Linked DNA regions of Mus musculus: all the other regions are linked to region 4. A link is a loop called in an ENCODE intact Hi-C map of the cell type or tissue named here. Cell type or tissue: left cerebral cortex. All regions are shown on one strand.

Evidence for each region. Peaks named below come from ENCODE experiments on the same cell type or tissue, not always from the same donor. Only the 100,000 strongest peaks of a DNase experiment are listed, where the experiment ranks them.
Region 1: it touches region 4 in a loop (2.6-fold over the local background); 2 of 42 quality-filtered maps call a loop at or near these places.
Region 2: a loop joins it to region 4, with 2.2 times the contacts of the local background. A loop is called at or near these places in 2 of 42 quality-filtered maps.
Region 3: a loop joins it to region 4, with 2.1 times the contacts of the local background. A loop is called at or near these places in 4 of 42 quality-filtered maps.
Region 5: it touches region 4 in a loop (3-fold over the local background); 7 of 42 quality-filtered maps call a loop at or near these places.
Region 6: it touches region 4 in a loop (6-fold over the local background); 15 of 42 quality-filtered maps call a loop at or near these places.
Region 7: it touches region 4 in a loop (7-fold over the local background); 11 of 42 quality-filtered maps call a loop at or near these places.

Annotation. Positions count from the first base shown.
Region 1 is chr8:88,566,081-88,570,080 of GRCm38, forward strand. All of the region lies in intron 3 of Nkd1 (naked cuticle 1), which reads left to right. Among named protein-coding and RNA genes, the nearest start is that of Nkd1, 47 kb to the left of the region's middle. In left cerebral cortex, a CTCF peak has its summit at 1,867 (motif pointing right); DNase peaks (open chromatin) are centred at 1,930, 2,312 and 3,465; H3K27ac peaks cover 908 bases.
Region 2 is chr8:88,576,758-88,580,757 of GRCm38, forward strand. The region is part of intron 4 of Nkd1 (naked cuticle 1); the gene reads left to right. Among named protein-coding and RNA genes, the nearest start is that of Snx20, 57 kb to the right of the region's middle. In left cerebral cortex, a CTCF peak has its summit at 2,181; a DNase peak (open chromatin) is centred at 3,290.
Region 3 is chr8:88,450,025-88,454,024 of GRCm38, forward strand. No RefSeq gene overlaps it. Among named protein-coding and RNA genes, the nearest start is that of Gm34846, 28 kb to the right of the region's middle. In left cerebral cortex, CTCF peaks have their summits at 1,271 and 2,004; DNase peaks (open chromatin) are centred at 226 and 1,162; H3K4me3 peaks cover 227 bases; H3K27ac peaks cover 100 bases.
Region 4 is chr8:88,359,875-88,363,874 of GRCm38, forward strand. It overlaps Brd7 (bromodomain containing 7), which reads right to left and starts at 2,298. Exons shown (of 17, transcript NM_012047.3): 1 at 2,032-2,298; 2 at 1,628-1,836. The coding sequence starts at 2,080. In left cerebral cortex, CTCF peaks have their summits at 337 (motif pointing left) and 2,373 (motif pointing left); DNase peaks (open chromatin) are centred at 1,271, 1,446, 2,118 and 2,358; H3K4me3 peaks cover 2,259 bases; H3K27ac peaks cover 1,040 bases.
Region 5 is chr8:88,753,836-88,757,835 of GRCm38, forward strand. No RefSeq gene overlaps it. Among named protein-coding and RNA genes, the nearest start is that of Cyld, 59 kb to the left of the region's middle. In left cerebral cortex, CTCF peaks have their summits at 1,511 (motif pointing left) and 1,710; DNase peaks (open chromatin) are centred at 208, 321, 1,510 and 1,740.
Region 6 is chr8:88,694,560-88,698,559 of GRCm38, forward strand. Cyld (CYLD lysine 63 deubiquitinase) reads left to right here and starts at 2,469. Exons shown (of 17, transcript NM_173369.3): 1 at 2,469-2,540. In left cerebral cortex, a CTCF peak has its summit at 2,164; DNase peaks (open chromatin) are centred at 2,310, 2,735 and 3,563; H3K4me3 peaks cover 2,195 bases; H3K27ac peaks cover 1,506 bases.
Region 7 is chr8:88,519,050-88,523,049 of GRCm38, forward strand. It overlaps Nkd1 (naked cuticle 1), which reads left to right and starts at 2,295. Exons shown (of 10, transcript NM_027280.3): 1 at 2,295-2,482; 2 at 2,598-2,630; 3 at 3,238-3,371. The coding sequence starts at 2,458. It overlaps Gm35076 (a long non-coding RNA gene), which reads left to right. Exons shown (of 5, transcript XR_879058.3): 5 at 73-496. Gm35162 (predicted gene, 35162) reads right to left here and starts at 2,072. Exons shown (of 2, transcript NR_168470.1): 1 at 1,921-2,072; 2 at 522-749. In left cerebral cortex, a CTCF peak has its summit at 2,017; DNase peaks (open chromatin) are centred at 2,157 and 2,582; H3K4me3 peaks cover 2,187 bases; H3K27ac peaks cover 718 bases.

The DNA of each region.
Region 1 (4,000 bases), 210 kb after region 4:
TTAATGTGTACATTTCACTTCTAGGGCCTCACTTCTGAGGCTGAGTGGGGAACCCTGGCTTCTGATCTCCCCTCTCCCAGCTCCTGGCCTCACTGCTTACTGTCTTAGGTCAGAGCACACCTCCTTCCCCTCCACAAGGTAGCTTGGGGGCAGCAGAGTCATTGTGATCAGGTTAACAGATGACAGTGCCACCTGCCACAAGTGGCCTGGCTTACAGCCAACTTACCCCGCAAGGCACATGGGCTGTATCCTGGCAGCAGACTGGAGGACACTAGAGCAGCCGCTACAGCTGCCAGGTGGTCAGAGGTGTTCAGGTACTCTTGACCGCTTCCGTCATCCACTCTCAGCCATGTAGCAGTAGGCCAGTAGCTGGGCAGGTGAGCAATGTGACAGGCAGCCAAAGGGCAGGGAAACCTAGGAGTTAGGAAGGACAGCAGCCTGACCATATACCTTTTGGGACAGCACAGCTGCCTGATCCCTGAAGACCTCAGAGAGGAGAGTGTAGTGGGTGACAGCGAAGGCCCCTTGGGAGCCAGGGAGCAGAAGGTCACAGCCACTGTTCCAGATGTGAGCTCACTGCTTTGTGTATAAGTCGTTTCCCTGTAACAGCAGCTGGGGACACCGGTGAGCAGTCAGGGGACATTGCTTGCATGGAGTCTCATAGCACACAATGGTGACTCTAGAGTGTCATGCTGGGACAGCAGCAGGCATCAGACCCCATGCTGAGGAAGGTTCAGTGGAGGTACCAGGCTCAGCATGGGACGAGGTAGCTGTCACACTCAGTCAATGTTCGTTGTATCATCCTTGGTCCTTAGTCTGTATGACCTTGTACTCCCATGCCAGTAAGCTCCTGGGCGCTGAGCTTGGGCTAGGTCTACGCCCTGACTATTCTGCATAAGCCTCTCCTGGCCCAGGACATCTGCCTCAAACTCTTGACATTCACCATAAGAAAGCATACAAGTTTACCACCTTTGAGTTAGAGCTTGTTCCCCGCCTCAGCCTTCTTTTCTCCGTCCATAGACATCGAATTATAAATGTAATAGCTGTTGTCTATGAAAAGAGCCTGGGCATCCCTCCGTGTCTTGCTCTGTGTGTCTCTTCTCCCTCTCCTCCTGTTAGAACCAGCCTTGCCATAGGGGCACCAATGGGGCTTGTCACATCTTTCCATTCTCAAAGCCTGGGCATCACTCTTCTGTGGGGTAGGACTTGGGGTGGTAAGTAGTGGACATCTGGCATTGTAATGACTATATCTGTTTAATGTACGATATGCCTCAAAAGCCTTGAATGTAACGAGGACTCACAGCCCTGCAGTCGCTGATCTTCTTGCAAGGTTGGAGGGTTGGGAGGGGGGAGGAAGAGAGGAGAGAATGAGAATATTTAACATACTTAGAGAAGTTTGAGTATTAGCCAGCTGCACATCTGTAATCCCAGTTACTCAACAGCCAAGACAGGAGGAATGTCAGTTTAAGGCTAGCCCGGCAATCGAAACTCTATCTCAAAATAAAAAGTGACCATTTAAAAAGAAGACTGGGAATCTCAGTGGTTAGAATGCCTAGTATGTAGAAACCCTGGGTTCTATCTCTCACTACTCTAGTAAGGGGCGGGGAGGAGGAGGAGTATCAAGTAGTTTAGCTTGGGACTGTCTTGAAGGAAGTTGTGGTGATGGTGGCATGCAAATGTCCACAGCTTGCCGACTGATAGCCTGGGCAGTGTACTTTGTTAATCTGTGGCTGGCTGATGCCAGAAGTTGGCAAGGCCACCATCCCTGAGGGTCATTTGTGTCCCGTGGGGTCCTCCCTGATATCTGATGTCCATCTCCCTAGCAGGAGACTAGGTGTTCAGGCTGCATGCTTAGCTGTGGGGGGCCAGCTGGGGGCGCCACATGGAGCACTCCGACTACATTCTAGGCAGATAAAAATAGGAGCGAGGGGAGGAATTTTAATCACCACTCCGTGTCTTTGGAGCCACGGAGGCTGTTTCTTGTGAGCCTAGGCAGAAAGCCAGCCCTGCCAGTGCCTGAGAGGTGCCTCTCTCCTCTGAGCAGCACAGTTGAACCAGCTGGGGAAACCAGAGGGGCTATGGGCAAGGGTGGCATAAGCCTCTGAGCGTGGCAGAGGTCTCACATTCCAGTTATAGTAGGCTCTGGCTTGGTCCTGGTCTGTAAGTGTCAGGATTTTTACAGCCAGAGACAAGTTTAGCCTGAGTTGTTGCAGTAAACAGGTTAATGAGTTGGGATTTGTCACCATCCTAGGTGGCAGTGTGTGAGGATGGGCAGGGACAGTGTTCTCAGAGCCAGAGTCCACCCAAAACACACTTACCACATTTGTCTAGCACCTAACAGATGTGCCAACCCATAGCCCACAGATTGTCCGCATTCCCAGGGAGCTATGTATGCAGCTTAACACGGAATGGCAAACCTACTTGGAACAAACACAGAAGTGTTTCTTGTTAACACTGGGTTGAAATAGTCAAAGGTGGGACACACACATAATGAATGTCAGGTACAATTCCAGAACAAAACCAGCCGGGTCGTCCCAGAGCCTGCTCTCAAGAGATGGTGGTTCACAACCTTCCCTTCACTGGCCTCTCTCTCTGACCTCCATCTGGGCAGAAATGGTGCACTTTAGGGGCCGGAAGGGAGGCAAGATGCAGCCAGGGAGGCAGGTGTCTTCGTCAGCTCCCAGGAGACCCAGGATCCATTACCTGTGACCCTCGGCTGGTAGAGCTGGAGGAGCTGAGGGCTGGGCCTTATACGCTTGCAGAGAGATGTCGCCTGGCTCTGGAAGCAGCTGCCTGAGATCTTGGTTCTGATACTCTTCTGGGGTAGAATGAACTTGGGTTCCTCTTCCCTGGGGGAGGGGGTTCTCTGACTTTCTGTCACTGACTTTCTGCCAGTGCTTTGGGGAGCCTTGTCTGTCTCCATCTCCTTAGCCCTTGGATGGTGACTGTTTTTGTCTCCTGGCCTGAATGTCCCTCGTTATTAGCCTGAGTGGGCAGTTCCTAGCACCTATGGCCTATGGTGCTCATGAGTGGATTCTGAGGGTAGAGAAGCCTGGGGGACTGAGAAGTTAGAGACGAGGGCCAGATGGTGAGCTGCCTTGGTTATCCCATCTCTGTTGGATATGCCACAGAAAAGCAACCAGCCACTGGGGCTGTTGGGGGCTGGGTACCCCAGATTTCCTGGATCTAGGAGACCATGGACTCCTCCTGGCCCAGAAGATCCCAGCCTCGTCTGCCAGCTTCTCCAACCAGTTCAACCCTTTCCGTCTGTCTGAGCTCCAGACCCCTCTTCTGGGAAGTAGGGGATCATCCGAGGTCTTGCTAAGTCGGGATTTCATTCCCTGGGTGACACGTGCATGTTCAGCTGGCCCTCTTTCTGTGGGTCCCACACCCACCCATTCATCCCATAGAAGATACACATGGAAAAACAACCTTTGTATTGAGCAAGGACAGACTCTTTTCTTGGCTGTTATTCTCTAAACAGAGCAGTGTGACAGCTGCTTCCACAGCTGCACTTGTCGGAACTACGAGTCATCTAGAGATGGCTGGAAGACTCCAAGGGAGGGGTCTAGGCTCCGTACAGATACCGTGCTGTTTTACCTAAGGGCTTCCAGAGTCCTAGGATTTGGGTGTCTTTGGAATCAGCCCCCATGGAGCCCAAGGACCACTATCTCATCCTTGGGAATTGGAAGGACTCTGATAAGGCTGGGGTTTTGACTAAAGTCACTCCTTCCCCTTCCAGTGAGTGACCAGGGCATCTGTTCTGTATGCTCTCTGGCCTGTTGGGTGCCTCGTGCTTCCTTACTCAGTCACTGTAGTGACATCGGGTCCCCTGCATGTGCTCCTTTGGTCCTTCCAGGGGATGTACATTGTGTGGCAGGCAGAGGAGTCTTACTATGAAGAGTCATACTGTATCTTTTGCTGGCCTTTGGGGGATATCTTAGCCCCAGATGCTACGGAACTTGGATGGGCTCTCAGAGGGGGTGGGGTTGCTGGGCAG
Region 2 (4,000 bases), 220 kb after region 4:
ACACACACACACACACACCCTCTCACCCTCTCCATCTCTTTCTGTCCCCTGTCCCTGAAAGTCTGAGATGAGTTTTGGGGAGCATCAGGAATGTCTACCCATGAAAGGGTACATTAGTGACACTCCTGGCTTCTTTCCTGTCAGGGAGGATTACTTGGCCCAACTTCCCTCTCATCTAAATTTGAGCAATGATACAAAACTCCACCCCTAAGCTCTCTCCCCTTTGAATGCGGAATGTGTGGGGCTGTCTCAAGCAAGGCATGGCTTCTGGGTCATGGGATTCTTTGCAGAAATTCTGCTCTCACTTTTATAACCAGGAAAACTCTAGGCTTGTGAGACCTGACTATAGTGTAATGGTGTGGGTAGATAGAGGCTGTGAAAAATACATCCTTTTTCTCTTCTCTTCTCTTCTCTTCTCTTCTCTTCTCTTCTCTTCTCTTCTCTTCTCTTCTCTTCTCTTCTCTTCTCTTCTCTTCTCTTCTCTTCTCTTCTCTTCTCTTCTCCTCTCCTCTCCTCTCCTCTCCTCTCCTCTCCTCTCCTCTCCTCTCCTCTCCTCTCCTCTCCTCTCCTCTCCTCTCCTCTCCTCTCCTCTCCTCTCCTCTCCTCTCCTCTCCTCTCCTCTCCTCTCCTCTCCTCTCCTCTCCTCTCCTCTCCTCTCCTCTCCTCTCCTCTCCTCTCCTCTCCTCTCCTCTCCTCTCCTCTCCTCTCCTCTCCTCTTCTTTTTTCTTTTTTCTTTTTTCTTTTTTCTTTTTTCTTTTTTCTTTTTTCTTTTTTCTTTTTTCTTTTTTCTAAGACAGAGTCTTGATTCCATAGCCTGGTGAGGTTGGGGTGGAGGGCTCAGATTCACAGTCCTGCCTGGCATGACATGAGTGTGCCACCACATCCAGCTTTCCATGTAGCTTCTAAAGCTTCATTCCCAATGTTGTGAAATGCAAATGGTGACACTTGTACTCTGTGTTAGCAAGGACTTAATGAGACAACACGTGTACCTGCCAACTTGACTGGCAGTGCCAGGCTGGCACATCTGTGCATCTCTGGAGCCTTTTTCCTCCTGAGGCCTGTGCCAATCATGCAAGAAACCATTTGGCCTGGAATGCACACACGATCTTTCTCCTCGTGGCCGCAGATTTACCCTCCTAATTATTTTTGGCATAGGCTAATATTAAAATCCATCTGCATTTCCCCTGACAGCTGCTCGCTGGAGGCTTGGAGGCCCAGAAACAGCCTGGCAAGCCACCCTCAGACCAGAATATTTGTCACAGATATCTTTGTGTGGACAGTTGCAGGGGATCAGGAGCATGTTAGGGCGTGTATCCAGACTTCAGCATGGAAACCCCAGCTTGTACCCAGTCTTCTATCGTGTCTGCTTGGAGACTTGCTGGCTCTCCAGGTAGAAAAGGTGTGTGTCACACTCTTGACGGTCATTTCTGCACTTTACCTGCATCTTTACTGCCTTGGTCATAGCCGGGTTTACAGCTTCTTGCTTTTATCCAAGCTTGCTGTTAACTAGGCTCTTGTGGGTTGTGTTAAAATAAGCTAGCATTGGCTACTGTCCCCTGAGTTTGAATTTTTGCTCTGAATTTCAACCATCTCCTTCTACACTAGGTCCCCAAGTTGCTTAAGCCAGGACTAATAGCATCTGTCTGTCTTAGCTTACCAATACCTGTGTGTAGGACGTGGCACAGCTGGGTTCATGCTTATGAGAACCCTCCTCTGTAGAGATGAATAGATGCGCCAGCCCCACGCAGCTAGCGGGACCAGCCTCCAGAAAGTTAGAGTTCTGTCTGTGCAGATATGGAGCCTGCTGTGCGGTAGGTCATCAGAGGGCCCCATCTGGGACTGAGCAGGATAGGCTGCCAGATTGAATGGAGGTAGACCGGGTCCTGCCAGCATGGATGCATTTGTACCAATTACGAGACACAGCTCAGTACTCCTCCTTCCACACCTGCCTCTCATGCGTGTGAGAAATGTCAGAAATAATACGCTGCACGTATCTCTGGTGCCACACGCATGACACTTCTGGAACTGAACAGTGTGCTTCTCAAAGCCTCTCTCCCAGCAACTTCAGATGACCCCAAGTGACCCTAGCCACGGGGCAAGAGCCCTAGGTGAGCATGCACCCTTGCAGCTTCGGATGGAGCTGCTGCATAAGGAGGGCCCACTTGGCTTCCAAGTCCTCTTCTCCCCCTGCTGTTTAGATGGCGCCAGCTGTCAGTGCTCAGGCTGGGTGGGCTGTGCCAGGCTGCTCTCTAGGTCACTGCTGTTTGCCAGGGTAAACAGTCCCCAGAAAGTGATGGGGACCTCTCACAGCATGTGATCCCAGAGGTGCCTCCTATTGGCCCTGGGATGCTTTGGGAATCCAGGTTCTAATCACAGCTGCCCCCTTTCCCTGGTTCCCAAGTCTCTTCCCTTTCTCTTCCTCCTCCTCCTCTTCCTCCTCCTCCTCCTCCTCTCCTTTTTTTAAACTGGGGGAGGGGAGAGGGAACGAGGCTGTCTTTGATCTCAGCGGAGGAAAGAAGTCTGTTCTGTTCGGGCTTTTGGCTAACACAACAAACAGTGTTTAAAATTTAACTTTGCTTAATTAATTAGTAATTCTGTTTAATGCTGTCTGATCTCCCTCCAAAAGGTATTTTGAAGCTTGAGAAAGGAACTTCAAAGGGAGCCGGGTGAAGATGGTCAAGTAATGCATTTAATCTGGCAGTGGCTGGGGGGTGGAGAGCAGCCAGGCTGGAGCTGATGCTTAGAGAGACTCTTCTGCTAAGTCAGCCAGCCAGCTCTGCTCGCTGGCCATGGCCTCGGTGTGAGATGGACAGAGAGCAGGAGCCCCATAACACAGCCCCTCACCGTCTTCTGGGCTAAGAAGCAATTTTAAGGACGTAGAAATGACATTTTCTCCCTTCTGTGGCCACTCTGAATGGTTGAGCAGGTTGGGTCCCGCACAGGGTTTCCAGTTAGCTGAACAGCCAGTCACAGGTAACTTCCAGGCTGTGCCCTATCGAGCAAGCATTCGCTTGCGAAGGATCGGAGGGCTGCCTTCACCTAAGCAATACGCGAAGGGCCAGACGGTTCCTAGCTGTGGTGACTTGATACAGCTCTCCTGTGTGCAGCAGAAGCAGCCAGGGACTAGTACGTGTGACATGTCTCATTAAACTTCACTTGGAAAGCTGGGCTGCAGGCCCAGCAGCTCACAAGGCCTCCTGGCATCCTGTTCTTTATCGCCCAGACATGCTTCTTAGGCACTGGAACATCTTACTGCGTTCCTTCCTCTGCTCCCTTTTCTGTGCTTCCCGTTCTCCCGTCTCCCTGGCCATGCGCCGTGCTGTGGCTCTCCCTGGCAGCTGGAGTCTGCTCGGGGTGCCTTTGAAAGATGTCTCAGACTGGCAGCTGGTGAAGCAGGGACAAGCAGCCGAGTGAAGACTTGGCCACCAGAGCCCTCCTTGGCAGCATGGCATCCTTCTGATCCCTGGGTAGATGACTTGGGTGGCCTGCAGTGAGCAGCATTTGCTGCCTAGCCCTGATGCCAGGGGCCGTAGCCAGGTGGAGATGCTCTGCTCAGCTGCTGGGCTACAATACAGGTTGCCTTGGTTTGCTTTGGAGAAGTCATCTGCAGATCCCATGCCGGCTGCCAGAATCCTAGCCCTTGGCTCTGACCCTATGCATTCATGGCTTTCTGTGGGTTCTCTGCCACCTCTTCCTGCACTTGATCAGGGGACAGTAGGGGTGAAAGGTCTTCTTTGATAAGGCACAGGGTGTCAAGGAGTCTTACCCTGGCAGCATGTCTTCCAGGCTTACTGTTTATTTCTGCCCTGTCCAGGCTGGGGTGCTCTGAATATTCACTAATTTGGTTACCGGGGATATCCTGGAGGCTTGATGAGCTAGGACATCATGATGGACCAGCAAGGGAAGAGAGGACAGTCTAAGCCACTCAGTTCTCTAGAGAGTAAACATGAGGAAAGAAAGAGGGGGTGATGTCCACCTCGGGTGAGGACAAAGGAAGGAG
Region 3 (4,000 bases), 90 kb after region 4:
CCCCCACATTCCACTCCCTGAAGGATCTGACCCTACGATGCTGCTGTATGCCTGTGAGAAGGACCAGAACTCAAGGCAAATGCCATGTAATATCCTGTTAAATGTATCAGTAACTGCCTATGTGGCTCTGGGCAAGCTACTTACCTTCCCTGAGCCTCCCTCCATCTCCTCCCTCAGATGAAGAACACTGAGTCAACTCAGACACTGGATCCAGTGGGAGCCAGTAGCATCTAATTGTTACTAAGGATAGCATTACGGCTACACTACTGTTATCCCTGCAAACTGTGCTCAGAGACAGCCTATGAATGCCCAGTTTTCTGCGCTCTCTCTTTCTGGGACATCTTCTCCTGGTGATTGGGTGAGCCACTGGCACCTTAATGCCTCTAGGGCTTCCCTGAAATGCCGGACATGAATCAAGCACACACTCAATCCTGCCCAGCCTTGCTGTGGGGCCCAAGGCAAGTAGCTGACTATTCTCAGGTCTCTGTTTCCTTTTCTATAGAACCGAGATGGTTTGGGGTTGGAGAGGAGGGAAAAGTACTGGTTGCTCTTGCACAGGGCCAGCACCCACAAGGGGGGCGGGGGTGGGGGGGCTCACAACCATCTGCCTCTGACATCCTCACCCAGTTTCAGGATCCAACCTCCTCTTCCAACCTCCTTGGGCACCAGGCACCCAGGTGGCACCTGTATACACATGCAGGCAAAACACTCCATCTTAAAAAAAAATCTAGAAAAACTCTGAGTTGCCTGCTCTAGTTAGCATCCTACTTAGGCCAGTCTCAGAACACAGTTACCAGAAGAACTTGCCTCTCTGAGCTGAGGTACTCATCTGCTTCTCAGAACCCAGAGCTACCCAGGCTCCTAGCAGGTTGCACCCTGTAGGCTGCACCTGCTTGCTCAGCTGAGATGCTGAACGAAAGGGGCCACTTCAAAATGCATCGTAAATTGTGGTCAGGGAGGGAGAAAAAGAGGAAGCAGGGAGGGTAAGAGGGAGAGAGAGAGAGAGCGAGCCGAGCAAGTGAGCGAGCAAGCGAGCCCCCACTTCAAGGCCTGCTCCCTCCCTAGCGGGAGACCTGTGTATGTGAGGATGAAGGCAAACTTGGGACTGGCAAAGCTGGCCTTCTGATGGAGCGTGTGGTGCCCACTTTGAACGTGTGGCCTTTGTACCTGCCTATTCAGGGCGGCCTCAGGACGCTGGGGGGCAGGCACGCAGGGGAGGACAATGACGGACTCGTGCTTTGCGTTCTCTTTGAAGTGGTTCTGCCCTGGCCCCCTGCGGGCTCCAAAAAGAATGCTTTTGTTGCCCGCTCCAAAGATGCCGTAAGATTCTGGGGGAAAGTAACCGGAGGGGATCTACCCGATTAAAACAAAATTAAAGATAAGAAACAAATCAAGCCAGCCGTGCGGGGGCTGGCGGCAGCTTTGAACAACCGGTAGAAGGGACACTCTGTGATCCAACCCTTTCTTTCCCTGGGGAAGTGACCGGCTTGGGGGAGGGGAGGGGAGGGGGCTGTCCTCAGTGGAAGCAGAAGCCTGGAAGCCAGAAGGGGAAATCGGGGCCCTCTGGGGTCTCCTAGGAGGGACACCAAAGGGAGAGTGACTGCTAGGACTCTAAAATCAAAGTCCACTCTAGTGCTAGCGTCTGGGCAGAAAAATGCCGGAGGCAAAATCAAAATAGCTACTGTTTACAGAGTTAGGTGCCAGGGGTGGGGCCCAGTGCTGGCTCCAGCGACTGAGTGAGGAGTTTAAAGTCTTCACCGCTGTGAAATGAATATGCGTGTTCAAAAGCCTTTACATGCCCCATTCTACCGCTGCAGAAGTTGAGGCTCAGAAAGGGGCGCCACCTCCCAGACACACACACAGAGCTGGAAAGTGGTGAAGTCACATTTGAGAAGTAATGTAGGGCCTCGGTTTTGAGAAGAAAAGCCCCCCCTCCCCCCCGTTTTGATCAAAATGGAGTTCTCCTTACATTCTATTCCCTGGACTGCCGGAGGGGGCGCTTTCCAGGCTGTTCCAAGAAGTGTGTGTTAGGATGGTGGGTGGTCAAAGGAGAGATTTTTAGATTGGCAGTGGGTGGGCGATACTACTCCTAGTCCAGACTCCTTCTCCCTCTTGTGTTTCCCTTTTTGAAAGATCCTGATGCCCATTCCAGGCTGGCCTCGAGTTGGTGACCCTCCCACCTCGACTTCCTTAGTGTTGGGATTGCAGGTGTGTGTGTTCACAATGGGTTCTCTCAGATCCTCTCATCAGTTCTGAACACCCAGTTCCACTTCCCGAGCTGCTAAGAGTCAGCACAGGCCAGCCACGGCTGGATCTCACGTAGCCCCACTTGTCCACACTGCAGTCTGAGGGCCTCTCTGACTCCAGCCCAGTTCCCCTCCTTCATCCAGTATGGGGACAAGTGGCTCTCCAGAGAGCCTGAAGGATCATCAGGTTCTGCCACACATCTTCCATGTCTAGGCTCACACTGGAATGTTCCTGCCCTTTCCAGGGTCTTCCCCATTTTCTAGCCGGTCTCTGCTGGGAGCACAAGCCGATGGTGTCTTTGAGCTCTCTCACTTTAGCCTGTGTGCCTGGGGTTCAGACCTAAGACAACCGCATTCAAATGAACATCCTGTGCTAAAGAGGCTTGGCTCTATCTGGTGTGGCATTTGGCTCTCCAGATGGAGGAATGAGTGTCCAGCGTGGCGGAGAATATTCAGGAAGCTCTGTTCTTCCTCTGCCTTCCATGGTCCCTCCCTGCCCTACCACTGAACTTTTGCTGGTAAGGGGCTCAGCCAGGGACCCAAATCAGGCATCTTCTCACCCTCTACAACTCTTACGACCCACAACCCATTTCCTAGCACCTCATCTCCCAGATTCCTTCCCGACATCCCACACATTGACCAAGGAACCAGGCTACTACATCAGGAACTCTGTAAGCTGGCAGGAAGCAGTGGACAGAGAGGAAGTGAATAAGGCCCTGTAAAGTCTGTGGCCCCAGGGTCCTGTGCTTTGTCTAGCTGTCTGTCTGCCACACATGTGGGTAACTAGCCCTTTTCAGGTTCTAGCCACCTGTCATCTGCGGAATACATCTGTGGCCTGCCTCAGCAAGTGGAAGCCCATAGAAGCTTACTGAGTTGGGTAGAAACCAGCAGAAGGTTGGAAGCCAGGAGGGCAACCCAGGCTAGGTGATGAAGCTTTGGTTCCTAAGGGCAGAGGGCTCCACAGGGAACTGAGGGTCTGCTACCCCTGCTTGCTGTTAGTCTAGGCTGGGTTTTACAAATGACTCTTTAAAAACATTAAAAACAGTTTTGGGCTTCTTTATTTAGTTTATGAATATGGATGTTTTACCAGCATGTATGTCTGTTTACCATGGTGCCTGCAGAGGTCAGAATAAAGTGTCAGATATCCTGGAATTGGAGTTACAGATGGTTGTGAGCCATCATGTTGGTGCCGAGGCTCAAACCCAAGTCCTCTACAAGAGCAACAAGTGTTCTAAACTGCTGAGCCATCTGTCCAGCTCACGGTAGACTCTTAGACTCTTCTCACAACCCAGCAGGATAGATTTGTTTTGTTTTGTTTTGTTTGTTTGTTTGGGTTTTGTTTTTTTTCTACAAAGGGTTTCACTGTGTAGCCCTGGCTGTCCTGGAACTTCAGGACAGATTTTTGAGATGAGAAAATGGAGGCTCACAGAAGCTTCGAGAGGTAACCAGCAGCTAACTAGTAGGCTCCAAGTGGAGCTACCAGTCTGTGGGATCACAGAGACCTTGCAAAGTAATAAGTCACTACCATTTAAAGGGGAATCTTTTGAGTGGGGTGATGCAGGATGAGTAGGCGTATGTCCAGGGCAGAGGGAGGGCTAAGTCTTGGAGAGAAAAGGTAAGAGGGGAGGCGCTGACTTGACTGAGGATGGGGGACTGAGGGAAAAGAACTGGGGAACAGGATGCGGCTCAGAGTGGTTTATGGAGAAATGGATGTCTGGCAGGGCTTCTGGGGGTAGGGGGGCACAGCGGGCAAA
Region 4 (4,000 bases):
TTCTTGAGCTCAGAAGATAAAGTTGAGTTCTCTCCTAAACAACACAAAAAACTAAGACAGAGAATAAAAACATTAGAGGGAAGAAAGTGATCAGAGAGGTACTCCAGTCACTAAACACCTGAGTTGAAAGCACAGCATCTACTGTAAAGTGACGATGCAGGAGAGAGGCAATCCCAAAGTTCCAAGAAAGCAAATGCTGGTCACAGGCTAAATCAGGGCGCTGACCAGCAGCCAGAAAAGACATAAAGTCTGCTGAATTGGTGCCTACATTGGACAGCTTACAGCTGCCTGTAACTCCAGCTCTAAGGAATTTGACACCCCCTTCTGGGCTCCACAAGTACCTACATGCACTTAACCCCATGTCCTAAATTTTAAAATTCTGAGAGAAAATATCTTTCAATTTAAATTTCTGTTCTGACTCAAACTCTGTATCTGTATGAGAAGTCTACCCAAGGGCAAGGATTTTTAAATATGAAAAGCATACCAAAATCTACCTGTTCAAAGTTTTTCTTAGGCTTCTCAGCCAGCGATGGTGGCCCACATGCATAATCCCAGCAAAAGGAAAACCAGAATGACGGACATACACTGAGTTCTAGGCCAGCTGCATACCTGATGCCCAAATACCCACGAATATAATCAAGACAAGCCTTGTCGAACTCATAGGTAAAACAATTTACATGTTCACTTTCAAAACTCTCAGTTAAAACAAAGACTCATGCCTGTGTGCTTTTGTAATTTAGGAAATGAAAATATAAGCCAGCCTGACCCAAGACTGTGACTATTGCCATAGTCAAGCTAAAGGTCATAAAATTCTGGGCAAAAAAGAATAAATTTAAAACATTCCTCCCCCCCCCCCCAATAATTTAAGACATTTTAAAGAGACAATCTCTAAGGCTTGGCCACTCATCAATGACTGTATAAAGCAAAGAAAAACTCTAAAACTAAGCCTCAGAAAGGATGACTTTCAAAAAGTACTAACGCATTTTAGTAAGCACTTGAGGGCAGGCAGCTAACATTTTGGAAGGGCAGAATTCTAGGGCAATTCCAGATATGGGTGGACTCACCTTTGAGAAGAAAGTTAACCCGCACTATTCAACCTACCTGGCAAATCAAGACATTAGCTACTTACTCTTTTCTAGTTAATGAAAACGGTTGCTTATTTTGTATTAAGCAGCACAGGTTGGCCGCAGTCTCCTGCGCGCTGAGATCACAGGCACGTGCCATCACGCCGCGCCAGCTCCATTTGTCATTAAAATAACTTATTTCAGGAGAACACTTGGGACACCTGTAGATCGCCTTCACTTCTGAAGAACAGCTACGTTTGACAAACCTCCCAGGCTTTCCGGTGAGTGACTTCTCACCCTTCCAAGACAATTATAAAAAAAACAGCCTTTGAAGGAGTCACGGAAGACCAGGACTCGGCTGCTTACAGGATGTGTGGGGACAGCACGGGTGCTCGAGAGGACACTTGGGACAAGACTTGCTGAGCGCCCAGGTGACCCAGGCTTCTGGTCTGTCTCACTCCTCCACAAAGCCAGACTTCCCAGACGTCTGGGTGTCGCACTGGAACAGGCTAAGGAGGCTGGGAACTGGAGCCCGGGGCCATAAGCAACAAAGCCCCCTTTACCTTGACTCTTCTCCGTTTTCTCCCCTTCTCTTCCCCCGGAGCCTGCTTCTCGCCTTTCTTCCTCTTTTTCCGTTTTCTGTCCTTGTGTTTGTCATGGTCGCTTCTGTCTTCGAAGAGGCTGGAGTCGTGCCCGGAGCTGCCCGTGGAGAGCTCGGTGACCTCGCTCCCCCCGACTTTGAGGACCAGCTTCAGGGGCTTCTCCACGTACTCTGAAACAAGAGCAGGACGCGGGGCTGAGCCGGGGCCGGCCGAGGGCGGGCGCCCCACCTCCCAGCGCCCCACGAACCCCCGCCGGGACCGGCAGGCCCGAGTCGAACGCCGCCCCGCCGGGGGCGATCTCCGCGGGTCGGGGCCTTGCGGGCAGGGGACGGCGCGGCTCCGCAGGCAGGCCAGCCGCTCCTCACCCTCGTAGAAGTGGCGGTCCGACTTGTGCTTCTTGTGCTTCTTGCCCATGTCCGACCGGGCCCCAGAGCCCGCCCCCCGCGCCAGGCCCAGGCCGTGCGGCGCCGCTTCCGGTCCGGGCCAGGCGAGCGGAGGGCGGGAGCGGGGCCCGCGAGAGCCCGCGCCGCGAGGCAGGGGGACGGCACGCGCCCGGCGGCGCGAGGTCCCTCACGAGAAAAAAAAAAAACCACGCGCGGGACGCGACCGAAGCGCGACACCAGTGGCGAGAGGGCGAGAGGCCGGCAAACCAGCGGGAAAGAGAGGCCGCCGAGCGGACGGGATGCGGTCTGCGGCGCGTGGCGGCCCCTGGCGGCCGGAGGCGGCGCTGCAGCCTGTGGTGGAGGGCGGGGCTGCGGCTGGGGGGCGGGCTCAGAGGCGGGGCCTGTCTTGACTTTCTTTTTCCATCCCCGACGCTCTTCCCTGCTTTCCTGAATCCTTTTAACTTTCCTTGGCTTTTGTTTCTTGTCTTTAGCAATATTATTGAACTCCATCTGTACAGGATCGGGCAGACCCAAGAATATGGGTCCTGCCAAGCCTAACGATCTCCGTTCGCTCTCCAGGTTCCACATGAAGGAGAGAATCGACTCCTGAAAGTTGTCCTCTAATGTTTACATTTATATATATTCTTGCACAAATAAATAAATGCATACAGAAAAAAACCAAAACAAAACAAAAACAAAGGCTTGTTCATGATAGAATAAAGCCTCCAAGATGTTAACTAAATGAAACGCACCAAGTGTGCAGCAGTGTTGTTCAAAAGTGAGACCGGAAGTGAAGGTGTGGTCTGGATTCAAAGGCTGGAAACAGTACTGCTTACTTTATTTCAGGTGACCAGGACGGTATAGGGGTGGATTCTTTTACTTTTATGCTTTTCTTTGTGGTTTAAAAAACAATTTATATGCTAAAGTAACTGGAAAGAAAAGGAAGCTAAGGGTCTAGAAATTAGCTAGAACTTGCCTCCGAAAAGGTGGTGGGGTTGCAGCTATTGGCTCCCCAGGGAGGCACAGGCTGCCTGCTGTTTTGTCTGCTTCTCACCCCCATCAGTGCCGTTCCTGTTCTCTTATCTCTGGATGCCCAGCCCTTCTGGGCAGTGGCTCACTGACAATTTTGTCTACTGGCACTTACCCAGATGGGCCACGTTAAGATCTGCTTGTGCTGGGTGTGATGGTGCATGCATGCATGGCTGTGCTGGCCTATCCCGGCCCTCAGGTTGAGGCAGGAGGACTGAATCCCAGACTAGCCAGGGCTACATAGTAACATGCTATCTAAAAATAGAGCTCACTGTTGCATGTGCAGAGATGTCTAGGGAAATAAAGTGCACGCTCTCTCTCTCTCTCTCTGTGTGTGTGTGTGTGAGACAACTTTACAAAATAGCAAGAGCAGGTAATATTCATATTCCCATTTTATAGAGGAGGAAATGGATGCCCAAAGAAATAAGATAGGGGTCAGATGTAGAATCAGTATTCAAATCCAGGCTTGAACTGGAGTCACAATCCTTTTCATTAGTTAGTACACACAGTGCAAAGTGTCTTTACTGCACTTTTAGCCTTCTAGTGGCCTATACATTTTATAAAAATCTCATTTTTTCCTCAAGAAAGAATCTAACCGATCCTTTCTACTGTACTCAGAAGTGGACTTGAGAGTGGAGAGAAGATGCAGGAGTTAAGAACACTTGCTGCTCTTCCAGAAGACCTGGGTTCGGTTCCCAGTACTTACCCCCATCCACCAGCTCACAGCACCTGTAATTCCAATTTCAGGGTGTCTCCTGGCTCTTTAGGCACCTGTGTTCATTTAGTGCACATAGATCCATGCAGCCACACGCACACACATAAATTAAAACAACAACAACAACAAAAACCAACAACAAGTTGGACTCTTGGATGGCTTTTTCCTGGAAGGTTTGTTGTTTATCTTTGTGTGTGGTATGCTAGG
Region 5 (4,000 bases), 390 kb after region 4:
AATGTAGCTAGGCCTTGACCCTGCACCCACAGTTTGCCTCTCAGCTCTGTGGGTCTGCTGGCTCCAGAGGGTCAAGCCTGCTCAGTGGGTTGTCATGGAGTGAGATTATAATAGGAAACATTGTATTGTAGACAAATGCACTGTTACCGAGCAGGCAGTCTCCTCAGAGAAGCACTGGGAGAGGTCTTCAAGGCAGTGGCTGGGAGCTGGGAGGATGGGAATAGAGCGGGTAGAGTACAGGGACATGAGGAACAACCCTGTTGGTCCCCTGTGCTTGTCTTGTAGCATAAACATCCACACCATGTGCTTGCAAGTTACCAAAGTACCAGCTCAGCAGCCAGAATTGGAAAGAGACATAGAAAGATTCTTCCCAAAAGGGCAGAGCATGTCCACACTGAATGCTAGAATCCAGACCAGGGTTCTGCACACTGTGTGGGGACCAAGTCTAGCTTGATACTGTTTGCCCAAGTGACATTTTAGTGGAACACAGTCATACCCACGTGTCCTGCAACAGCAGAGTTGTAGAGCAGTGACAGAAACCTGAAGGCCTTGCACAGCCTGAAATATTTACTCTCTGGCTACTTTCAGGAAAAGTCTGCCCACTGCTGTTATAGATATCATAAAATAGATATGCAACTAGGAAGGGCCAAGTTTCTAGAGGCTGTTTTTGTTGTCAATGTAAACATATCCTCCAGGTTTCCCTCCCTCTCCCCTGTATTTTTGTTGTTGTTTTAAAGGCAGGGTATTGTTTTATAGCCCAGGGTGACCTTGAATTTGCTGTAGTCCTCCTGTCTCAGTGTTCTGAGTGCTGGGATTACAGGTTTGAACCACCTCTCCCGCTTCAGTTTAACTTCCAGACCTAGCTCACTGCTGTCCACTCCTGAATCTTTATTGCTTCTCAGGAGCCCTGTTGCTATTCTTGCTTACCACAGACCCCTCCGATGCCCCCTAGGCTCCCCTTCTCCCCTGCACTCCTCTGATCTGGTTTGCTGTGTTCTCAGAATTAGGAGCAGGGCCGTCTCTGATTCTTTACTCCCATTTTCTCAGCATTTCCACTGGCGCCTGACACAAAGTAGGTGCTCGAACATTTGCTGAATGGGGAAAGGAATTGTTAGCCTCTTAGGCAGATAAGCTGTTTTATTCACTATTATGGATACAGCCAGAACTGGATAGCTGTCAGTCCTTTTGAGAAAGTACAAGAGGTCCCAGCCTCATGACACACGCTCTTGGAGACATCGCAGAGCTTCTCCAGAAATAAACTCTGAATGAAGCCACGCTTGTAAAGTGCCTATCACGCTGCCTGGTGCTCAGAAACCCCTTACTAAATGGTAGCCACCAGCAGCAGCAGAAGCAATGTAATCATGAAATTGAGAGATAGGATTGCAAGACGAATTAGCCCACCCCTTCTGCCCCCACTTGGTCAGAACGTACAAGTCCTCACTGTTTTGTAAGATTTGGTATTTCCTAGGTCGTCTCCTTCTGAGTGCAGGAGCGCCACCTTGTGGGCACTTTAGGTTATGACACAGTATCTGATAGCTCCCAAGTAGTCAGTCCCAGTCAGACTTATGTGTGGAAGGCAGCAGGTGGTGTTGAAAGCAAACCTGACCTTCAGGGATACGTGGCCCATTACAAATGGCATACGGGAGGGCTTGAGCGTCCCTCGTGTAACTTAAAGACAGATGGTGCGTGATGGCCATGACTGCTGCTACTGTCCTCCTTCATGATTGGCTCTGCCCTCGTTCTGACTCCAGCGTGAGTTTTCAGGCACCTTAAAGCCACATTTAGAACGAGATAGTGCCATCTCCTGGGAGGACACGGTAAGGCTGGTGGTGGAGTATGAATCTTGTTTTATGCGAAGAAAGATGGAAAAGAACAGGTTCTGATATCACAACCACTGATGTGTGTGTCTAGGCTCAAACCTAAAGTCACCAGTTGCACAAATGTCCCCTGCAGCTCACTTCATCGGAGTCTCTGGACCACCTGCCCCCGAGTGATGGGGAAAGGCAGGTGGGGAGGTCCTATGCAGAACGGACAGAACCAGCTTTGCAGAGCAGGGCCCTGGGATGGCGTTTCACACCATCTCTCTTTTCTTAGCTGTATGCTGTATACAGGTGTGCTGTATGCTAATTCCTGCTATGTCAGAGAACACTTTTTATCTTTTGGGAAACCTGGAGTTTATATCTGGAAAAGATGCTAATACTCTGCTTTTTGTGCCCGTGGGAACTTCCAGGCAGCCCTAGCAGGGGCTCCATGCCTCCCTATGCTCATTTAGAGACATGCATCAGGTGAGTGAGACAGGACCCCTGGGTCAGGCAGGGTGTGCCAGAGGAGTTCCTGCAGGTGACTACTGCTGCTGTCCCTTGTAGTGCCACCATAGGCTGCCCAGCTTCCAGCAGCCTTCTCTGACCCCTGCTCTGCTTCTGGGTGAGGAAGGAAGCATGTAGCTTCATTTTCAGGTCCTGATTAGGGCTCGCCATAAACAAACGACAGTGCTTTGCAGCAAAGATACTATAAGGGATCTCACCTCCTTCTTCATGGCTTCTCTCTGAGCACCAGCACGTACTCCACACGGGAACAGGGCCTCATTCTGCACTGTCCTGCTCAGCTCTGGCATCTGAGGTCTCCATCAGTGAACTCCCGGTGCTACTCTGGTGGCTGGGGATCTGGTTCTTCTTGGGCTGCTGGCTTTTCTTGTTTGGCTTCTTTAGCTCCTGATGCTGGATAACCACTCACAAATGGAGACACGACCCAAAAGCCTCCATGTTCTGCAAACTTCGTAGTTAGCACATGTGCCAGTAGGAACCATGTTGAGGGAATTAGTGGTTGCACACCTGCCCAAGGGTAACCTGGAAGATCCTGGCAACTTTGTTTATACTGGGGGCCAACTGGAGAAACTTGGATGTGCAGAACCTTGATATACTGTGGAGAAATAGACCCTGGAGTATTCCTCTGGATCATTCCTCTGGATCGTGTGTGTGTGTGTGTGTGTGTGTGTGTGTGTGTGTGTGAGAGAGAGAGAGAGAAAGAGAGAGAGAGAGAGAGAGAGAGAGAGAGAGAGAGAGAGAGAGAGAGAGAGCACATGGCCTTGACCCTAAAATTGGAGGAAAGTGCTTGCTTGTGTTGTCAGGTCCCACCTGTAGAAAGCCCATGGGTAAGGGAGGCCCCTAGGTGTGCTGACTGGCTCTGGGGTCACCAGTAGTTTCATAAAAGGACCTCGAAGGTGTTTTCCTTTCTTCTCTGTCAATGTCATGCCACTGACCACAGTATGTCTCCTATGTGGGGCTTCTGCATAACCCTGTCCTGCAATCAGGCCACATGGTTCCCTAGGGACATCTTTCAACATGAGCCTTGGGTCCCTTTGCTCCTGAAGGCAAGAGACAAGTCCTGTATCCATGGCTTCTGCCTCCACAAACTTCCTGATATTTTAAGGAAGTTTGTAGCCTTGCACATGGAGGGAGGTGGAGTCTGCAGTTGTCACTGGGCTGTCACATTCTACCGCTCGATCTCTCTCCTGCTGGTAGGGCTCTATTAAACAGACACACCATCACCTGGGAATAAGCCCACCCAGGACCTCAGGGAGTTAGAGGCAGGGCTGGATCGGGATCAATCGGTGAGCTCTTCTTGCCCTGGGATGAGCGTTGCAGAGGAGGTTCAGACTCTAAGGTTCCTCAGTGGAGGTGGACCTCTTCCTGGAATTCGTGCTGAGTGTTGCCTGAATGACAGGGATCGGCTGGCCAGGTGCTGACCTTGGGCTTTAAAACCAGGCATCCTAAGCTGGGTGGTGGCAGAACCTGCTTTCGATTTCAGCACTCAGGAGGCAGAGGCAGGTCGTTCTCCGAGTTCAAGGTCAGCCAGGAATACGGAGAGAGTTTCAGCACAGACAGTGCTATGCAGAGAGACCCTGTGCGGAAAAACAAACAACAGCAAAACAAAATGAACAGACAAAACGAGGCATCCCAGATCAAGGCTCTTAAGCTGCACATGCGCACAAGGGCCAGGA
Region 6 (4,000 bases), 330 kb after region 4:
ATTGCTCTCTTACTTTGCAGGAGCCCTTCTCAGGCTGCTTCGGAGTGCACCTCTCCCTTCTCAGAGTTCTTAGACTGTTCTTCTCCTAACTGTAACTGAGCTGTCAACACGGAACACGGAACACGGGGGGTGGGGGGTGGGGGGTGGGGGCAGTACTCTTCTCCCCTTCCCCAGGAAGGCAGATCAGGCATTCCTGTTCTCTACTTAGATGTGTTTCCTGGTAGCTGCTCAGCTACTTAACCTGATCTGCATGGAGCCAAGCCCAGGTTGGGTGGGACAGGCTGAGGGCAGGGAAGCAAGAGGTTATCAATGGGGTCTGGAGTCATCTGAAAAGATGGCTGGTAGAGTTTGCACTTGGGCTGGGCCTTACTTGAAGGGAAGATTGTGGAGGCCTAGGAAGCACTTTAGTCAGAGATACCACTTAAACTCAGGCGAAGAAACAGCTGTGTAACTGAGGGAAACTATTTTCCCTCTCTGGACCTTAATCTCCCTTCCATAAAACAAGACACCGGAAAGATGAAGAACTGCAAATAGTATCTAGTATGACAATAACATCATTTTTGTGTGTCAGACCATGGCGGCTATTTTATCTCTTGAGCCTGAACGCACAGCTTCAGCATCGTTCTAGGCAGCTCAGTTCTAGGCAGCCAGTACCGACTGACCTGGAATGGCGACTAAGAAGAGCCTGCAAGTAAGGTTTGGATGAGCTGGTGATCTTGGATGAAGTCAGGCCCTTATCCTGATTCAGTGAGCATGTGTCAGCGGGGGTGGGGGTGGGGATAAGTGAGGTACATGGTTACTGATAGTGCAGTGGCAAACCCTACTGAAGCAGAGCATTCAACTATACAAGATGTCACTATCAGAAAGGACATAAAGATGCTTCAGCCAGGAGCGGCAAATCACATCTCCAGGAGCCTAAGGACAATGAGCATGAGAGAAAGGATCTGAGGAGAGAAAACAGAGTGGGGGAAGGACTCTGACAATCTGGAGAAAATAAGTCTGCTTGACCCACTAAAAGATTCCCAAGTCTACTTCCTCAACTCTGTCCTCTTCCTTGTTGGATGGGGCCAAGCAAAATGTTCTCCCACACAGCCAGATTGGATCTCTGAATCATGCCAGTGTCATGGGAGAATCCAGATCTATAGGGGAATGTTGTTGTCTAAGGCCACTGTGTGTCACTATTGATTTATATCATGTGGCTAGAGCTTGGGAAATTGGGAACAGGATATATGTATACCAGTGAAAGACAGGAAAGAGTTGAGGCTTCAGTTTTCAGAAGATACCAATTTCATCATGGTTGATTTCAGCAGGGAGAGGAGTTGTGAGTTAATACTGTTAGCAATCACCCATGTGTCTGTCTGCTTCTGTGTTAGTGGTTTTCATTGTTTGGATTTTCAGAAACATGGTAGTCTTCACTGGGGAAATTTGTGTCATGATTAAACACACACACACACACACACACACACACACACACACACACACACACACACACCCCTCCTTCTCAGTATTAATCACCTTCTCCCATAATTAGTAGTTAAAATGTCAAAGGAGAAGGAATTAATTAAGAGAACTATCCAGTGAAGCAAGTCATGTGCTGCCAGGCTCTGGGGCTGATTATAAAAAGAGTTTCTTTAAATATTTTGAACACTTTTGGGAGTCAGAATCCTTCCGTCTAATTGAAAGATCCTTCATTATACCCTTAATTCTGGCTGGTGGCCAGGGATGCAGTCCCGGGTAAGGTAGAGGGTGGAAAGCCTTTCTTTATCCTTAGGAGACTCTCTCCACCCTTGGAGAGGATGGCCACAGAAGTTTAAAAAAACAGCAGGTGTCCCAGACGCCATCTGAGGACAGAAAGAGCTTCAGTTTGTACAGAGTCTACTGTTAGGAGATACTATATAGCATTTCACAATAATCCGGTAAAACAGGTGGTACTAACACCTCCGTTCTACAGACGAGGAAATTGAGGCTTAGGATGGTTGGGAGTTCCCCGTGTTACATGTTGACAAACTGAGAAAGAAAACATTGACTCTAGGTGTAATTCTAAGCTTTGTTCTTTCAATGGAATTCTGAAAATTATTCTCAGTTCTTCTCTGGATCGCTTCCCACCCTAGTTTTGACAGCTAAGCCAAGAGACAAGACCCGCGCAAGGAGGGTGGAGCTAAGAGCACAGCGCCCCGCCCAGGCGTGGTTTCAGCCAATGGTGACATGACACTGGCGGCCTTTCGCCCAATCAGCCATCGCTCCTCGCCCCCACCCTTTCTCCTCTGCCCCGCCCCTTCGCTTTCCCTTTGCCTCCACCGAGCTTGACCGAGCGGAAAGTCCCTTCAGCCAGCACCCTGCCAGCAGCCATTGGAGGAAGGTCTGTTACAAGAAAACCCAATCAGAGCGCACGCAGGGTCGGATCTCTGAATACGATTGGCTAGCGCGGCATCTACCCTCTCCGCCTCCGCTCCTCCCTCCCCGCGGGCAGTTCGGAGGCGGGGCAGGTGGGGGCGGGCCCAGGTAGCAGGTTCGGCTGCGCGGGGGCCCGCGCGCCTGAGGTAAATACTGGGGTGGTGGGTGTGGGGCGCCCGGCCGGCCCGGGACGCTGGTTCTGAAGCCCGGGGCTGCGGCGCTGAGCGGCGGCCGAGGCGGGTGAGTGTGCGCGGCCGCGCGGCTGACGCTAGGTCCCCAGTGTTCCTGCTCTGCCTCAGGCGCCCTGAAGCGCGGAGGCGACCGTCGGGCCTCAGCGCCCGCCCGTTAGCTGCCCCGGGCCGACGAGCTTCTGACGTCAACCGCGGTTGTCACCTCCAGCCTGCCCGAGGGCTCCCGACTCGCGGGACTCCTGCACCACAGGGCTTGGGTAGGAGCAGTGCAGGACTCCGTCTTTCTCTCTGGCCCGCCGTCGTGGACAGATGGGGAAACTGAGGCCGGGACCCTGCCTGGCTCCCAACGGCTGCAGGAGGCAGGGAGAATCTCGGGTTATGGTACCTCACGTCTGTGCTGTTTTGTGGGGTGTTGGTGGCTCCGCTCCCGGAAGAGCAGTCTGGCCTCGCTAATGGCGTGTTCTGCTTTTTCTTTCAGTTTCTCTGGTCTGGAGGGAGGGGGGAGGAGAGAGGATGGTTTTGCACAGTTGTGTAGTTGGAAGGTGCATCCTGTTGAGACAGGTACCTTGTTTTTCCTTTTATTATTATGGTCAGCCTTGGAGGAGACCGCCAAGTCGCGAATGATCATGGTCTGGAACTGAGTTCATCTGGGTCAGCTGCCAGGTTATTCATGTCCTTGGCATCTTTTTCTATTCCACCCCTTGGCATTTGCATGTTTTAGGGGTTTGTCATCCTCTAGCCACCAAGCCTTGCAATCTCCCAACCCCCACTATCCCCGCCACCTTCCTCTTTTTGATTTTCCCTGGAAAGTTGTCTCCTTAGAGGAGCATTCATTCATACCTTGCTGTGGTGTGTGTGTGTGTGTGTGTGTGTGTGTCTGTGTGTGTCTGTGTTGGGGCTAATCAGGGATTCCTAATAAGATTGCTCATTTTTGTAATCATTGGCTCCAGAGAAGAATGCAGGCATCAAGAGGGCGTGCATTCAAACATCAGTCTCTTGCACACCCCCTCATACCTCAAGTAGGTTGAATGGCCCCAAGAATTTAGCCTGCTGCTCCCCGCTGGGTAGTGGGTGGATTTGCACTAGAACAGTATTGAAGGAAAGTGATTTGCTGGAAATTCTTAGTGAAGTTCATGTAATTTGAATGTTGACAGTACCCAGAACATTCTCTAATGTTCTGCTGCAAAATTTTAAGGTATTCTTTAAAAAAAAAAAAAAAAGCCTTGTTTGGACTGGAAACTTTTGAGATGAGCTGATAAGACCAGGAACTTGTTATGTAAAAATGACATATTAAACAGAAGATACCTAAACTGTGGTTAAGTGATTTAAGGAAGTCTTTAATACATGAAGAAAGAGCAGTAATTATCCTGCCCATCAATCTATACTTAGTGTTTTGCTCCTGGTGTTTATACTGT
Region 7 (4,000 bases), 160 kb after region 4:
ACTGTTCCACTTGTTCACTGAAGTGCTAGAACAATGCCTACCACACAGCTGGCACTTATTCTTTCTTTCCAGATGTTATGCTTGGAATGTGCTGGAAACCTGGGGTAGTGAAATGCACGTCAGCAAAGCAACTTGGTTCTCAACTAGATCATGAATCAGCTGCATGATGGGTAACTCCTTGGGCAGGTAACCCTACTTCTCTGAGGCTACCTAGCAGGATCTGTCCTTTCTACAAGTACAAAAGCCTTCATTGAGGGCACAGAAATCCAACAGGCACTAAAGATGTGGCATACACAGCTGACAACAGTCCAAGTGTGGTGGCTCACACCTACAATCCCAGTCTGCAGGGAGGCTAAAGCACTAACATCGCTTCGATTCCAAGATCAGCCTGGCCTACGTGGTGAGTTCCAGGCTAACCTGGTAGAAGGTCCTTGACTCAAAACAAACAAAGAAACAGTATTATTTTGCTGTTTTGTGAGGTCCCAGCCATACTTGGATAAAGGCATGCCACATGAGATTTAGGGGTGTGCTTAGATTAGCTTTTATTTCCTCCAGACAGGGTATATAAGCAAGAAGAGGGATGAAGAATTTCAGAGGGTCACACAGCTCCGGGTTCCCTTGTCCTCTGAGACAAGGAGGTGCTCAGAGTCGTACTTCACAGCACAGCAGCCACCAGCCACATGCCAAGGTCTCTTGCAGTGTGGCTCTTCTGTTTGAGATGTGTTTCAAGTGTAATATGCACACCAGACCTTAAAGACAGTGGAAAACAAAGAACGTGACATCTTACTAAGTATTGATGTGATTTTTGCTATCTTGAGTCAAACCAACTTTGCCCTTTACTTTTAATGTGAAACTTACTTTTTTTTTTTTTTTTTTTGGTGGAGGTGTGTGTGTAGGGGATAATTTTGTAGCAGGTTGGCCATTCCTTTCACCATGTGGTCTCTGGGGATGGAACTCAGATCCTCAGGCTTGGTGGCAAGCAACTTTAGCAGCTGAGCCATCTGGATGACACACCTGTTTAACTTTTTAAAAATTGTAGCGCCTAGGGCTCAGGACATAGCTCAATCACAGTGTTTGCTTGCCTAGCACCGGCTTGTCAAAGCAGTGCTCTGGGATTGACTCCCAGATCCCTTCCCACAAAGTGCTTACTTGTAAGTCTAAAAACGACCAACCACTGTAGGTCACCTGTTTATATTGAGTATCGCAGCACAGGGGAGCAGGTTTTAAAAAAATGAGGAGAACTAAGTCTCCATTGTACAGATCATAAAACTGAGGCTGAAGCAGTGAGTCTAGCTCTAAGAGCAGAACTGGTTCTTTCCCATGCCCAGGCTCAGATACCAGGATAAGCTTAGCGCGGGGACAGCAGAGAACGTCCTTCTAAGGACCACAAAGGTATATAGTGGAAGCCTTTAAGTCGCCTTCCCCTTTGCAGAGACCTCCCCAGACAAAACAAACAGGCCCTTGGGGTCTGCAGAACTGCAGGGGGGAAGGGGGAAACGGAAACTAAGAAAGATCAAAGATCCGGCGGTTCACCGCTCCTGGCCTCATAGCTTGGCAGCTCGCCCCGATCCCAGTTGGGCACTCAGGAGCCCATGGGCGAAGAAGAGTTGCGAGTGACAAGGGGACAGCTCGGGGTTCCTGTACACTTGTTGTTAACAGGAGTGGGCCTGAACTCCCTCTAGCCAGCAAGGTGTCCAGTTGATTTCTACTGGACTCCCAAATGGGAAAAAAAAAAAAAAAAGAAAAACCCAAAAAACAAAATCAAACAAACCCAAAACCCAGAGTAGTCAAAGAAAAGGGCAGGCAGCTGAAAACAGGGATTGAGCACTGTAAGTCTGGGAAGGGACAGCACCATGGGAGAGCAGTAGACACGTATGCTAGGGCATCTGAGGTCGCCAGTTATAACCTCAGTTTCCCCACCTGTGAACTCGAGCCATCCAGTCCCACTCTGGCAGCTTCGAGGAAATGCAGAGAAGAGGGAAGTCTCAGTGTCACCAGCGAGGGCAGCGCTGTTCCACCACCCAGCGGCCAAAGCCTCCGCCCGGTCCCGACTCAGGCCCCGAGGTTCGCACGGGGGGCTTGGGGCCCAGCACACCCAAAGCCCCTCCCCATCGAGGCTCCACCCCTCCCCGCCCACAGGCCACGCCCTCTGTGGTCCCGCCCATCGGCCAGCCCCTACCCGCAGGCCCCGCCTCTACCCGCCCCGCCGCGTCCGCCTCGCCTTTGATGGGCCGCTGCCGGCCAATGGGCGCTCAGGGAGGCGCGGGGCCGCGGCGGCGGGCAGGGGGCTCGGCGCGCCCGGGCGTCAGTCCGGCCGCGGCGACGGCGGCAGGAGCGCGTCCCGGCGCCGCCTAAGGCTGCGCTCGGCGCGCGGACTGTGAGGAGGAGGCGAGCGAGGCTGGCGCGGGGTCGGCGGCCGGACGCATGGCTTAGGACGCTCCGCCGCCGCGCCCCAGCATGGGGAAACTTCACTCGAAGCCGGGTCAGTGTCCTCGCCTGCGCGCCGGCCGCGGCCCCGCGTCCTCTCGCCGGTGCTAACTCTCCCTCTCCTTTCTTTCCGGCTCCCGCCGCCGCCGCCGCGCGCGATGTGCCCGCAGCCGCCGTGTGCAAGCGCAGGGAGAGCCCGGAAGGTAGGCGTGCGGGCCACCAGCCCGGGGGGCGCGAGGGAGGCGGCGCGGACCGCCCTGCCGCTGGATCTCATTACCAGGGTTGCCTCAGCCCCCAGCCCCGCCCCGGGAGCGCTCTTTGGGGCCCCTCTGTCCCTCCTACCCGTTCCCCACAGCCCGGTGCTCCCACTGCTGACCCTAACCCCCTCCACTTTGGCGGCGGCGTCTTCCCTTCAGCTCCCCAAGATCTTGCGCCTTCCTCTAGTCGCCAGCCCCTACTCCGGAGAACTTGGTCTCTGGTCTCACTGCACCCTCTCTGCTGACCCTCATCTCTCTCCTTCGCAATCCCTGCCTCCCGCGCTCCTTCCTCTCTGATCCCCGAACTCCTTCAGTCAGGGTATATTGCCTCCTCCCTTTCACCCTCTGAATCCTCCTAGCACTTAGGATCTCGCCGAGCCCCCTTCCTTGGCTATTTCGCTCTTTTGGATTCTGCTCCGTCTGGTGCTTGACCCTCTTGCCAAGTCTTTACTCTCCGGGCTGTGCCGCCTTGTCTCCTTCCCTTCACTCTCTGGTAACTTTTTGCCAGCCGGGGGGGCCCAGACTCAATGTCTTCGTGTTCTTCCCGCCTCAGGTGACAGCTTTGCTGTAAGCGCTGCTTGGGCAAGGAAAGGCATCGAGGAGTGGATCGGGAGGCAGCGCTGTCCAGGCAGCGTCTCAGGACCCCGTCAGCTGAGATTGGCAGGCACTGTTGGTCGAGGCACTCGGGTATGGCCCCCCACTCCGTTCCATCCTTTCACCCCTTTTAGCCTTGGGGAGAGTCTGAGGATCTCCCCCTACTCCAACTTTTAGCATCCCGCTTGCACATTGTTCTAAGTCCAAAAATCCCTTCTCAGCCACTGTGTGCCCCACTAGCCCTACTTGTGCCCTATGCTTTGGAGGACCCTTGTCGATCAAGTGGGCACCAGTCTCCTGCCCAGCTGGGCACAGAGGGTTGCTTGGGGAGGAAGTGCCAGGGAGGCGATGATACAGGTCCAGTGGGGTGGGGAAACTATGCTGTGTTTCTGTGTGTGTGTCGGGGGCTGGGGGGGCTCCTCTACTTTGCTTTTGTGGCCAGCTTTTCCACAGGGAGGGGTTAAGACTAAAGGCAGACAGGAGTGTCTGGGTAGAGGGCAGGGCTCTGCTGGCCCAGGATCTGTGGCTACCTCCAACTGTGTCTGTGGCATTCATCAGTGCCATCTGCCATCTGAGTGTAGAGTTTGGAGGCACTGAGACCTGGCTGCCCCCTTAGTGTGGCCCTGAGAGGGAGGGGGCTTCTCTGTAGTGTGGTCTGGGTGCACCCTCTTTCTTCACCCAGGGGGTTCTTGAGGCTAGAGGTGTTCTGTGGGAGCAAGTGG